Regions from separate parts of the Homo sapiens genome. Here region 1 is linked to region 2. A link is a contact called in ENCODE Hi-C data. All regions are on one chromosome and are shown on one strand. Each heading gives the region's core, a stretch centred on a gene start or an enhancer-like site at or near the end of the contact. The rest is flanking DNA. Distances are from core to core; before and after follow the strand shown. Region 1 overlaps TEAD1 (TEA domain transcription factor 1). Region 2 has its middle 19 kb from the start of LINC02989.

Region 1 (5,558 bases), core at 2,068-4,567, 830 kb after region 2:
TCAGGTTGGACGGTGCAGTGCAGGACCCGGTGTGTCTGAGGGCACCTCGCAGATGCTGAGGACTAGCAGATTTGTAGGGCTTTTTCTTCCTTTTCCACAAAGATTGAACTGCCTTCATCAGTTCAATACATCTAGATTCAATACATCTAGAATGTATTGTCAGTCCTTTTAAAAAAAAGAGAAAAAAGCCCCAGTGACCACTGTTGGAAGTTGTACTGTTGTGGTTTGTTTCATCTACAGTGATGGACAACCTCCTAGGCTGTCCCCACTCCACTTTTGGGAACAGACTTTGCATGCCTTAGAGGAAGGTAGGAAGCAGGTATCTGGAGAGGGTACTGTGTGCCTGAGGGAAATGCGGACGCCAGACCCCACAAGGCTTCCCCACACTGCCACTACCCTAGCACCGATGGTAACATCAGAACAGAATCGCCTTAATGAGTCTGAAACTTTCCCTGTCTTCATTTATGCTTTAAGTTTTAGTATGTCCAGGTTTTTGTTATCAGAGGGACCGTATTGATTTCACATTATTTCGTCCAAAGTAAAGAAACATCATGATTCTTCCGGAAAGTAATAACAACAGCAAATTACGTGCTATGTACAGTGTTATGTGTTTTCCTTGCATTATCTCATTTAATATTCTTGACACTCCAGTACAGTAGGTACTATTATTATTCCTGCATTATAGTTCTACTAAGTATACATATTTCCACTATGGCTGTGGAAACTGCAGCAGAGAGAGAGGGCTATAATCACTTGCCCTGGATGACTCAGTTAGGAAGTGGTGCTACTGCTCAGATTCAAACCCAGATCCCATCTGACACCACAGTCCAGGTGTTCATCACTCCTCACTGCAGGCTCCCTAAGCAGCAAAGAACAGCAGGGACCAGGAAACAAAGTGACCCATAGAGCAGCTTTGAAGGAAGACGAAAGTCCTTTATTAACCCCCCCCGGGTATCTCAGAAGCCCTTTGCAAGTGAATGGTTGACTTTCGAGGGTTGCATTCACCTTTATTATTATTTGCAACTGCTATGAAGAATAACTGGAGGGATTATAGCAAAACAAAGAGAAAATGGACATTTCTCCAAGTCAAAATAGAAATCCACATATTAAGATGGCATCAGGTACTGCGTGGCATCCTTGATCCAGGTAGGGTTTTACTGGTGCAACATCTTTTTGGTGAACCCTACCTGCAGACAAGCGTCCCAGCTCCTGTCCAGCTGTCCTGAGCGTTTGAGCTGTAGGAAAGCTTTGCAGTCTGACCCGAGCTCCTTTAAAGCCCAAGGAACTTGTGGCTAACACAGAGTAAACATCCTGAAGTAATGTTTTTTGCTTCCTTTTATGGTTCTTTCCCTTCCTCAGAAAAACTCCATAATCTTTCAAGATAGTTTTTGATTGGTGGTTTATTTAATAAAATAATTGTATAAGCCAGATTGAAGCACGTGGCCCATAGGAAAAGCAGTATTCTGCTCCTTCATGGCTCCTCACCTTCCAGTTCTACTTTTTGGGGACCATTGCTTGCAGCCTTTTCAGCCATTTCTTTGTATTAATATATTTACCTCCACATTTCTAAATAACATGCTTATATTGTATATCTCATTCTATTAATTTTAGGCATCATCTGTTGACTTCTTAACATAGAAGACTACGATTTAGTTCTCTAAATTTAGTATATGCCCCCCTCCGTCTTCCTTTCAGTCCCCCTATGTGCTTTTCTCTAAATTTAGTATATGCCCCCCTCCGTCTTCCTTTCAGTCACCCTATGTGCTTATATCACATTAAAAAAAATTAGCATTCAGTTAATTTTACAAACCCATATAAATTTTGCACACAGCGTGGTTAATGTTATATATTGGAACCATTTCCTTAATTGTAAAACGTTTTTTTCTGGGGTGTATGGTTGTCTTCTTAAAAAATTGTTCAGTTTTACATAGCTACACCAATTCACCCTCAAAGTTTCGAGGAGAACTCATACTCTTCTCCAGATGGTGAGATATAAATCAGGTCCGCTCTCTTGGTGACATCCTTCCAGGAGTCCTCAGCTCCACGGATCCACTCTGGACTGGTTGCTGACCTGGCTGGTTTCTTTACCTTTCTTCTATGTTAGGCCCCATCTCTTTTTAAAACGTATTCCATCCTTTTGTAGGAACATACCCTCCTATAGCTCCCTGGGAACAAGTTGCAAGGAAGGTCAGTTTTCTGATACCTTAAATATCTGAAAGAGTATTCTACTTTCATGTGTAATGGATAATTTGATGTTCATTATGGTTTTTGCCTTGGACTTGTGAAACTTTATTCATGTTTTCTAGGTGATTTCCACATATTTTCTCCTTGCTAATGAACAATATGTTTAATGCTGGAGAATAAGGTCATTCTTATAAAAAGAGCAGGTAAATGCTAATTTAGTTCATGTGATATGTAGAAGTGGTGTTGACTGTCTTTATTATCCCCATCTTCTCTGTAGGAATTTATGAGAACATATATTTATTTGGGAAAGATAGAATTCTAAGTATCGAGGTAATAAGCTTGCTCTGTACAGTCACTCTGTAGGTTCTATGAAGATGAGCACTTTGTTGTTAGCTCATGGATTCCTGGTGTCTAGCACAGTGCCTGGCATGTATGATGGATGATAGGTGTGCTGGTTCATTCTATTAAAATCTGTAAAACAGGCAGAGTGAGTACCTTTTCCATCGTTGACCTTGAGATGTTGATAATCAGTTGTGCCTCTACTGAGTGCCTAGGGGACTCTTTTGGAGAAGTCAAAATTAGCCTCCGTTTTGGATATTGAGGAAATCGAGTCTTGGGCCTTGCATATGTGAGTCATTGACATTCGCCCTTTTTCTGCTCATATCTTGATCCCAAATGCCAGTTTTCTTTCCCAAATGCCAGTTTTCTCTTATGAGTATTTGTTTTGTGCCCCATAGAATAGAATTGCCCTTTTTTTGTTTTATGTGCCACCTTCACTTTTGGGGAAACTACCACTGCTGGAGAAGAAACGAGATTTATTTGGGAAGGAGAGAAGCAAATAAATAATCCACCTTGGCCCACTTCCCTTATAAGGAGAACTGGCAAGACTGGAAATAGAGCCTTCACCAAAGGGTTTTTAGAATTCATTTCATTAAAACTTGAACCCAACATACAGATTTCTTCCTTTCAGCCTTCTGGATTTGGGGACAGAGGGATTCCTGACCTACCCAGGTTGAATGAAGGGGAGAGGGTGGTCTGTTTGTTTCAATGCTGTGGTCTCCAGGGCACCTTCTGTAGTACTTTGTATTCTTAGAAACAGAGTCACCACCTCTTGGCAGCAGTGAAGCCACTCAGATGCCAATGGTCAGAGTTTGGTTTCAAGTCACCAGCCTTGTAGAGACAGTGCCCAGTTTCCTTTGGCAAAGACAGCCTGCCCCTTCTCTATTCATTTCAGCCTTGAACACAGAGGTAAATTCCTCAAAATAGAAACCTTTGTGGACTCTATCTGATGCATTTGTGAATCATGTTTGTCACTAATTCTAATTTAACTTCATAGAAGTTTTAAAACGCTGTTTAGTTTTTTTGCTGTTGTTCCTTTCCCAAATCAACTTTCAAAAAACGTTGGTTTAACGGTGTTAGAAAGGCTTAGACATTTTCTTTTGGGGGACAGTGTGATTAATGTTTGCAGCAAACGCAAGGGCTGTGGTGTTGACAGATCCAAGTTTTATTAACTCCAGGACTATTCCTGGATGTGTGACCTCAGGCAAGTCAGTTCATCTCTAAGCTTCTATTTCCTCATCTGTAAAATGATTTAAATTAAATCCACCTCCAGCAGCGTCATGAGGCAAAGATTACCTGAGATCACATCTATAAACAACACATTGCTCACAGCGCCCAGTGGACACAAGGTCTCTTCCTTCCTTCCTTCAGGCACAGGTGAGAGGCCCACACTCTGAGCAGCTGGTTATGAGTGGGCCATTATCAGGGATTTGAACAGTCACTTGGCTTCACTGCTTGCTCCCAGCTCTTGGCTTGTGTTTCTTTTTTCTTTACTAGGCAGGAGGGATAGCAAAAGCAGGAAAGTTATTTTGCTTCTACCTCAGGATCTAGTGAATGTCACATGATAATAAACTATAACAATGGTCATCTTAGCTATAATTTATTGAACATGAACACTTTTTTTTTTTTTTGAGACGGAGTATCTCTCTGATGCTCAGGCTGGAGTGCAGTGGTGTGATCTTGGCTCACTGCAGCCTCCGTCTCCTGGGTTCAAGCAATTCTCCTGCCTCAGCCTCCCGAGTAGCTGGGATTACAGGTGTGTGCCACCACACCCGGCTAATTTTTGTATTTTTAGTAGAGATGGGGTTTCTCCGTGTTGGCCAGGCTGGTCTCGAACTCCTGACCTCAAGTGATCCACCCTCCTCAGCCTCCCAAGTGCTGGGATTACAGGTGTGAGCCACCAATCCTGGCCCCTATCAAACATTTCTTATATGGCAGGTCCTATGCCAAGCACCTTCTGAGCATTAGCTCCTTTAATATTCACATATGTTGCAAATATTACAGGTATTATATCCCCATTGCACATATGAGAAGTCTTGAGGTTTCAGGTTTGTGTCTGGCTCCAAGGCTTTCGTGCTTTACACTCAGCACCTTGCTTTTCAGCTGTACCTTCATGGTCCCCATTGGTATGTGGTAGATTTTACCCCCATTCACCTTCTTGACCTGTAGATGTCAGGGCCGTGGTTCCCATTTCCAGCAGTGCAGTGCAGGGACATTTTGATGTTAAGCACAAAGACTTCAAGTTTCCCAGCTTCTCAACTTCACCCCAGCTCTGACCTGGCCCAGGGGCAGCTAGCGAGGCAGAACAGCTAGGAGTGAGGAGCCTAAAGGGAGACTGGGATTCAGCTCAGTGAGTCCCTAAGGCTTGTATCTCATGCCTTCCATAAACTCACTCCTTGCAGAAGGCGCTAGAATGGACAGAAGCGGTGCCTTCTGGAACTGGGGCGGTCTGAGAGCTAGCTGTAAGCAGAGGTTGTTAATCAGGGTTGGATGGACGGATACATAGCCAGTTGTCTAGGTAATAAACAATGCCTTTTGCCCTGTACTCCCCATTCCATTTTGTGTTTCTGATTGCCTTTATACCAACGTCTGTGCCCACACCTTTGCCCATGTTATTCTTTTTTACTTTTGCCCACTGAGACTAGAAAGACTAGAAGCTTCTTAGCAGCTGTGACTGTGTCTCATACATTTCCATGGGCTGTTGTTTATAATTGGAAAAAGTGATGTGGCAACATTTGAAAAAATGTATAAAAAGCTCAAAGATGTTCCCTCCTACCCTTATAATCTCACCTCTTCCCACCCCCATAATCTCACTTCCCTAACACAATGGCTTTTACTTTTAACCTTTTTAAAAATAATTTCTTCCTTCTGAGGCAGACCCTGTTGTTTTATAGTATCTCCCAGCTTCTGTCTTACCTGCCAGGTGGCTAGTCCATGCAGCTGCATCCATGTCAGAGCTTGATAGGGTTCTCTCTTTCACCTCACCTGATACCTTTTAGGATTTTTGAAGCTTTGGAAAAGATACCACTCTGATG
Region 2 (5,409 bases), core at 2-2,501:
TTCCAAAGTAATGGAATTACAGGCATGAGCCACCATGCCTGGCCTTGTCTTTTCATATTTTTAATGGTATTTCTAGAAGAGCAAAAGATTTTCATTTTGATAAAGTCCAATTTACCTTGTTTTTCTTTTTAGATTGCCCTTTTTGGTGACTTGTCTAAGAAAGTTTTGCCTAACAAGGTCATAAACATTTTCTCCTATGTTTTCCTTTACAAGTTTTTAAAATATAATTTTAAAATAATTTTTCATTTTGAACATAATCCATAGTAACATTAAAAACAAATAGAAAATATAAACAGGGCACAGTAGCTCACACCTGGAATCCTAGCACTTTGGAAGGCAGAGGCAGGTAGAGTTCAAGATCAACCTGGGCAACATAGTGAAACCCTGTCTCTACTAAAAATACAAAAATTAGCCAGGCATGGTGGTGGGCACCTGCAATCCCAGCTATGTGTGAGTGTGTGAGGCTGAGATGGGAGAATCACTTGAATCCGGGAGGCAGAGGTTGCAGTGAGCGGAGATGGTGCCACTGCACTCCAGCCTGGGCAACAGAGTGAGACTCCTTCTCCGCCTAAAAAAATAAAAAAATAAAATTAGCCAGGTATCTTGGGGCATGCCTGTAGTCCCAGCTACTTGGGAGGCTGAGGTGGGAGGATTGCTTGAGCCTGGGAGATCAAGGCTGCAGTGAGCTGTGAGCATGTTATGGCACTCCAGCCTGAGTGACAGATTGAGACCCTGTCTCAAAAAAAAAAAAAAAAAAAGAAAGAAAGAAAAAGAAAATGTTGATCAGCAAAAGGAAGAAGTTACAGATCACTCATAATCCCCCTGCCCCAAAATTCATGTTTTGTTACACGTCTTTATTGGTTACCTATTGCTGCATAACAAATTATTCCCAAAATGTAACAGCTTAAAATAACACATTTATTATCTCAAAACTTCTGTGGATTGGGAATCTGGGAGCACTCTTCTTGGTGCCTTTGGCTCAGGATCACTCACAAGGCTGCAGTCAAGGTATCCCCTGGGGCAGCCATCGTCTCAAGCCTCCGCTGGAAGAGGGTGCATGTCCAAGCTTGCCCATGTGGCTGTGGGCAGGCCTCAAGTCTTCACTGGCTGTTGGCTGAAGGCATCAATTTCTTGCCATGTGGGTCTCCCCACAGGGCAATTCACAACATGGCGACTGGCTTTCCTGAGAGCAAGCAAACAAGAGCAGGCAAGAAGGTGCCCAAACAGGCCACCCCCTTTTTGTAACTTATTCATAGAAGTGACATCCCTTTATCTTGTGCCCTGCTGAATGCTTAGAGGTGAGTCACCAGGTCCAGCTCACTCTCCAGGGAAGGGGATTGCACAAGTTCTGAATACCAGGAGGTGGGGGTCATTGGGGACCGTATTAGAAGGCTGCCACGATGTCCTTCTTGTTACTCATCTTTTGTTGTTCTTACGTATTGGGTGGTAAATCTTCACCTGTGGAACTTTTTCCACAGATGCAGGGGCCCCTTTCTAGATTCTAGATTCTCCTGAATCAGGATCTCCTGAGAACCGCAGTTCTCTGTATGCTTATCTCTGAAAAGCTCCACAGGTCATTCTAATGGGAGCCAAGTAAGAGTCACTCAAAAGTGAGTATTTCCCATATGGATTACAACTGCATATATGTTTAGAAGCATTTTTTTTTCTTTTTATCCCCTCAAATAGTGTTGAACACAAATGTGTTCCAGGTGCTTGGTTCTCAGTGTGGGGCCATCATTTCCATTTCTCCTCAGGAAGCTGTGTTTTACGATCCCTTTGCAGGCAGAGCCCCACCAACCAGGCCTGGCGATCATGACATCCAATTCCAGGGGCTGCAGGGGAGCCCTTCCTTCCGAGTGAGCCACGAGGCTGCCTGCCCTGGTGTTTGGCTTCAGGCAGCTCTGACATCAATCTGTCATTCCAGAGGACACTTTTAGATGTAAGTCTGCTGGTGTGGGGACTTTATGAGAACAGGAATCCCTGGCTGTGAAATTGCTGGCATTTCATGATGTGAGAGAAGATTTACAAGCTCCATGCTGAGCTAGGCTCTTAACACAAGCCCAAGCAGTTACACAATCCAGCCTGCCAGGCAGGCAGAATGTGCAGGGAGCGGCAGGTGGGAGGAAGGGGAAGCTGCCACTTTACCATGCTCAGGACGCCTGGCCCTATCCAAACACCCACTGGGGGCTTAGTGCAAAGTTGCCTTAACTGTATTCACTGCAGCACGGGTCCCTCTGCAGATCTTAGTAAGCAAATGGGCAGTGGTATGTTGTGAGACTGTGGATTCAGAGAGGAAGGAATTTCAAAGGTCACTCTCTCCCGTCCTCTCCTGATGCTCCCCTCCCACCTTCCTAGCTAAAAGCTAACTCCTACTCCCCAATCCAAAGGAAACACAAGCATGCCCTCTCCCATAATCCTGTTCAATTTTTTTTTTTTTTTTTTGCATAACCCTATCTCTACTGTGTATGTATACATTTTAGTTTTTTCATGGCTTTTTTTTTGTGTGTATGTGTGTGTTGTTTATCTCTCCTGCTTGAATGTGAGCTTTCTAAAAGCAACAGCTTTGCCTGTCTTGTCAGTTTTACTTCTGGCATTCAAATCATTGCTAGACCTCAGTACATCCAGACATTGCTAGACCTCAGGCGCTGGCCTGTAAGGTCCTGAACGCCCTGCTTCCAGTATCCAAATATTCATTCATTCATTGAATGCACAGTTTTACCACTGTACCTGCTCAGGTCTCCTAAGCTTAGTGGTGGCCTCATCACACTGATTTTCACCTTGATAGGTTGATTCAATGAATGAATTAATGACTGTTGTGATTCTGCCAGGGGCAGAGAGCTCAGGACCTTATGGATCAGCCCAGCCTGGGTCTGATGGCTCTCACTCTTGGCCCCTCCTCATTTTTCCCTGCTGTCTCCCTGTGTGTACCCCCCTTCATTGTCCTCACTTGAAAGGCCACTCTGAACTAGCCTGCTCCTCTTGGAGCGCCCCAGAGATTCAAAAACAGCAGCTGCATGCTTTTCAAGATGAATGTCCCTGTTTCTTTTAGCTGTCTCTCGCGTGTCATTGTCATCCTACTCACCATCCTCGGGAGGGGTCTAGCGAGCCATTGTCCCTCAATAATTTGGGTTAAGTCTTTGAGATTCTTAGTAAGTCTTGGCAGTTTGCAGATTTTGAGACACTTCCCACTCAACACTTAGCTCATTTCTTCATGCTCAGATTTTTCATGTAGAAAAACAGTCAGTGGGTTTAATTGAGGATTGGTGCTTTTAACCAATTCTCTCTCTGTTTCTTTGCCCAAATTTTCTAGTGGACAACAGCCAAAAGTAGGGGCCCCTGGATCTTCAGGGTCAAATGGCCCTATTGTTTCCCCCCTACCAGAAGTATTTTATGGTCCCACCCTACAGAGAAGAGGGGACCAGCCCCCTGTCTCTCACTGAAGGGCAGTCTCACTTGGGAGGGGTGGAGTATGTGGGGCCTGGGACCCCTAGGGTACTTTTCCAGAGTCTGAGATGAAGGAGGTGTGCTGTTTGAAAATGGACACATGGGCTGGGTGCAGTGGCTCACACCTGTAATCCCAGGACTTTGGGAGGCTGAGGCAGGTGGATCATGAGGTCAGGAGTTCGAGAGAAGCCTGGCCAAGATGGTGAAACCCCGTCTCTACTAAAAATACAAAAATTAGCCGGGTACGGTGGCGGGCACCTGTAATCCCAGCTACTCGGGAGGCTGAGGCAGGAGAATCTCTTGAACCTGGGAGGCGGAGGTTGCAGTGAGCCGAGATTGCGCCACTGCACTCTAGCCTGGGTGACAGAGCAAAACTCTATCTCAAAAAAAAAAAAAAAAAAAAAAAAGAAGGAAAAAGAAAATGGACACATGATATTCTTATTATTCTCACCATTTAATCTACAAATTCAATTTTGTGGCCTCGTGGGGAGAGATATCTAAGTGTGCGGGTTTATGAAGGTTGAGACACTGGCTGGGACTTGGCACCTGTCAGGTCTCCTATGCTTAGAGTGGCCTCACCACACTGACATCCAACTTGCATGCTGATTCTGACTTCCCCCTCTTCCAGCTGGGCACAGTGCTCCTTTTGGCTCCAGGTGCAGAACCCAAGTGTACAACAGGAAGATCCCTGCTCCGCCTCCTGGGAGGGGTGTTCCTCCCAGGAGGAAACCATGTGGAGGGGTTTGATAAACTAGCAGGCGGCCAGCAGGGAAGGGTAGGTGTCGCATCTGGTATCCATCAGCCACTGCTCTGTCCCGGGTCCCAGGTAGCCTCCAATCTCTGAAGAGGGCCCTGAGCCCTGAACTGGCAGGTGTTTGTTTATCAGAGATTTCTGGATGATCTTGCAGGTGACAGGGAGGAGCAATGATTACGTACGTCCCCTGCTTGACAATCGTTCCATTCATTCATCTGCCCATTCCCTTGCCCAGCCGACACGTGCTCTGGGGCCCATGTAGCCAGGCCCTGCGCCGCGTTCCTCTCTCCTCTTTCCCTCTTCTTGCTGCTCCACCTCCCTTCACAAAGGAATTTATGTAGACTTTCAAATAAAACATTCAGCCATAAAAAACTAAATGCCCAAGAACACTCAATTATGCAAAAATGCTGCTTAATTTTCATGAAAAAATTTTAAATAAGAAAGTACCCAAATGAGAGTTTTGTAGAAACATCCACATCAATTTCTGGCTGAATAAAATACCCCGAGTCATTTCTTATTGAAAGTCTACGCACTTCAGTATCATTTGGAAAAATAATCACGGCTTACATATTTCATAGTGGAGAGTTGAGAGGGCAGGGATTCGGGTGACAACTTTATTAAAGAAAAGGACAAAGTGGGTTTCGTTATCCATGGAATCCTGCTTGGGCCGCTGGGATTCAGATAAGTGTCAGTGTCACTTAGAAAGGTGACTTAGGATTATATACTGTCACAAAACAAGTAACAAAATTTAAAAGGCTGGTTGTTTGGGGGCCTTATGAAGACACGTATCTGTTGTCTTAATGATGAGAGAAGCCCCATTCTATGGATGTGGCTGGGCAATTATGTGGGGTGCCTGCTCTGATGGCCACTTCTACCACCATCAAACCCCTGGCATCTAGAACTCTGAGCATCACCATCCACTACTGCCCATCCGGTTCACAAATGGCAGGGCCCACAACACAGAGGTAAAGTCAACATTTTATTTGGAGATGTTTACTGCTGCTACTAATTGAAACCCACCATCAGAGCATCAGACCTATAATGGACATTCTTGGGGACCATAGCCCACCCACTTATCAGCCCTCACCAGTTTTTGGATCCCAGTTTAGGTGCAAATCTCTTTGTGCCTCAGTCTCCTCACTTCTAACATGGGTAATTGCACAAGGATTAGCTCTGGGAATCTCATAGCAGCTGCTGTTGTGTAAACAATA

Evidence for each region. A loop is a pair of places that touch in the nucleus more often than their neighbours do. Pooled maps may share reads with other maps.
Region 1: a loop to region 2 is called in a map of gastrocnemius medialis, with 2.4 times the contacts of the local background. The contact joins two enhancer-like sites. A Hi-C loop is called at or near these places in 3 of 168 maps with a recorded cell type or tissue (ascending aorta, gastrocnemius medialis and head of caudate nucleus), 1 of 37 single-sample maps with no recorded cell type and 3 of 50 pooled maps.

What each region holds. Positions count from the first base shown.
Region 1 is chr11:12,894,259-12,899,816 of GRCh38, forward strand. All of the region lies in intron 9 of TEAD1 (TEA domain transcription factor 1), which reads left to right. Among named protein-coding and RNA genes, the nearest start is that of TEAD1-AS1, 26 kb to the right of the region's middle. Within about 2 kb of position 3,318, at least 10 of the 41 ENCODE cell types and tissues checked have a DNase peak (open chromatin) inside an H3K27ac peak, as active enhancers do; they include ascending aorta and gastrocnemius medialis, where a contact is called at or near this core.
Region 2 is chr11:12,065,065-12,070,473 of GRCh38, forward strand. No RefSeq gene overlaps it. Among named protein-coding and RNA genes, the nearest start is that of LINC02989, 19 kb to the right of the region's middle. RefSeq lists enhancers at 872-2,071, 1,087-1,609. Within about 2 kb of position 1,252, at least 22 of the 41 ENCODE cell types and tissues checked have a DNase peak (open chromatin) inside an H3K27ac peak, as active enhancers do; they include ascending aorta and gastrocnemius medialis, where a contact is called at or near this core.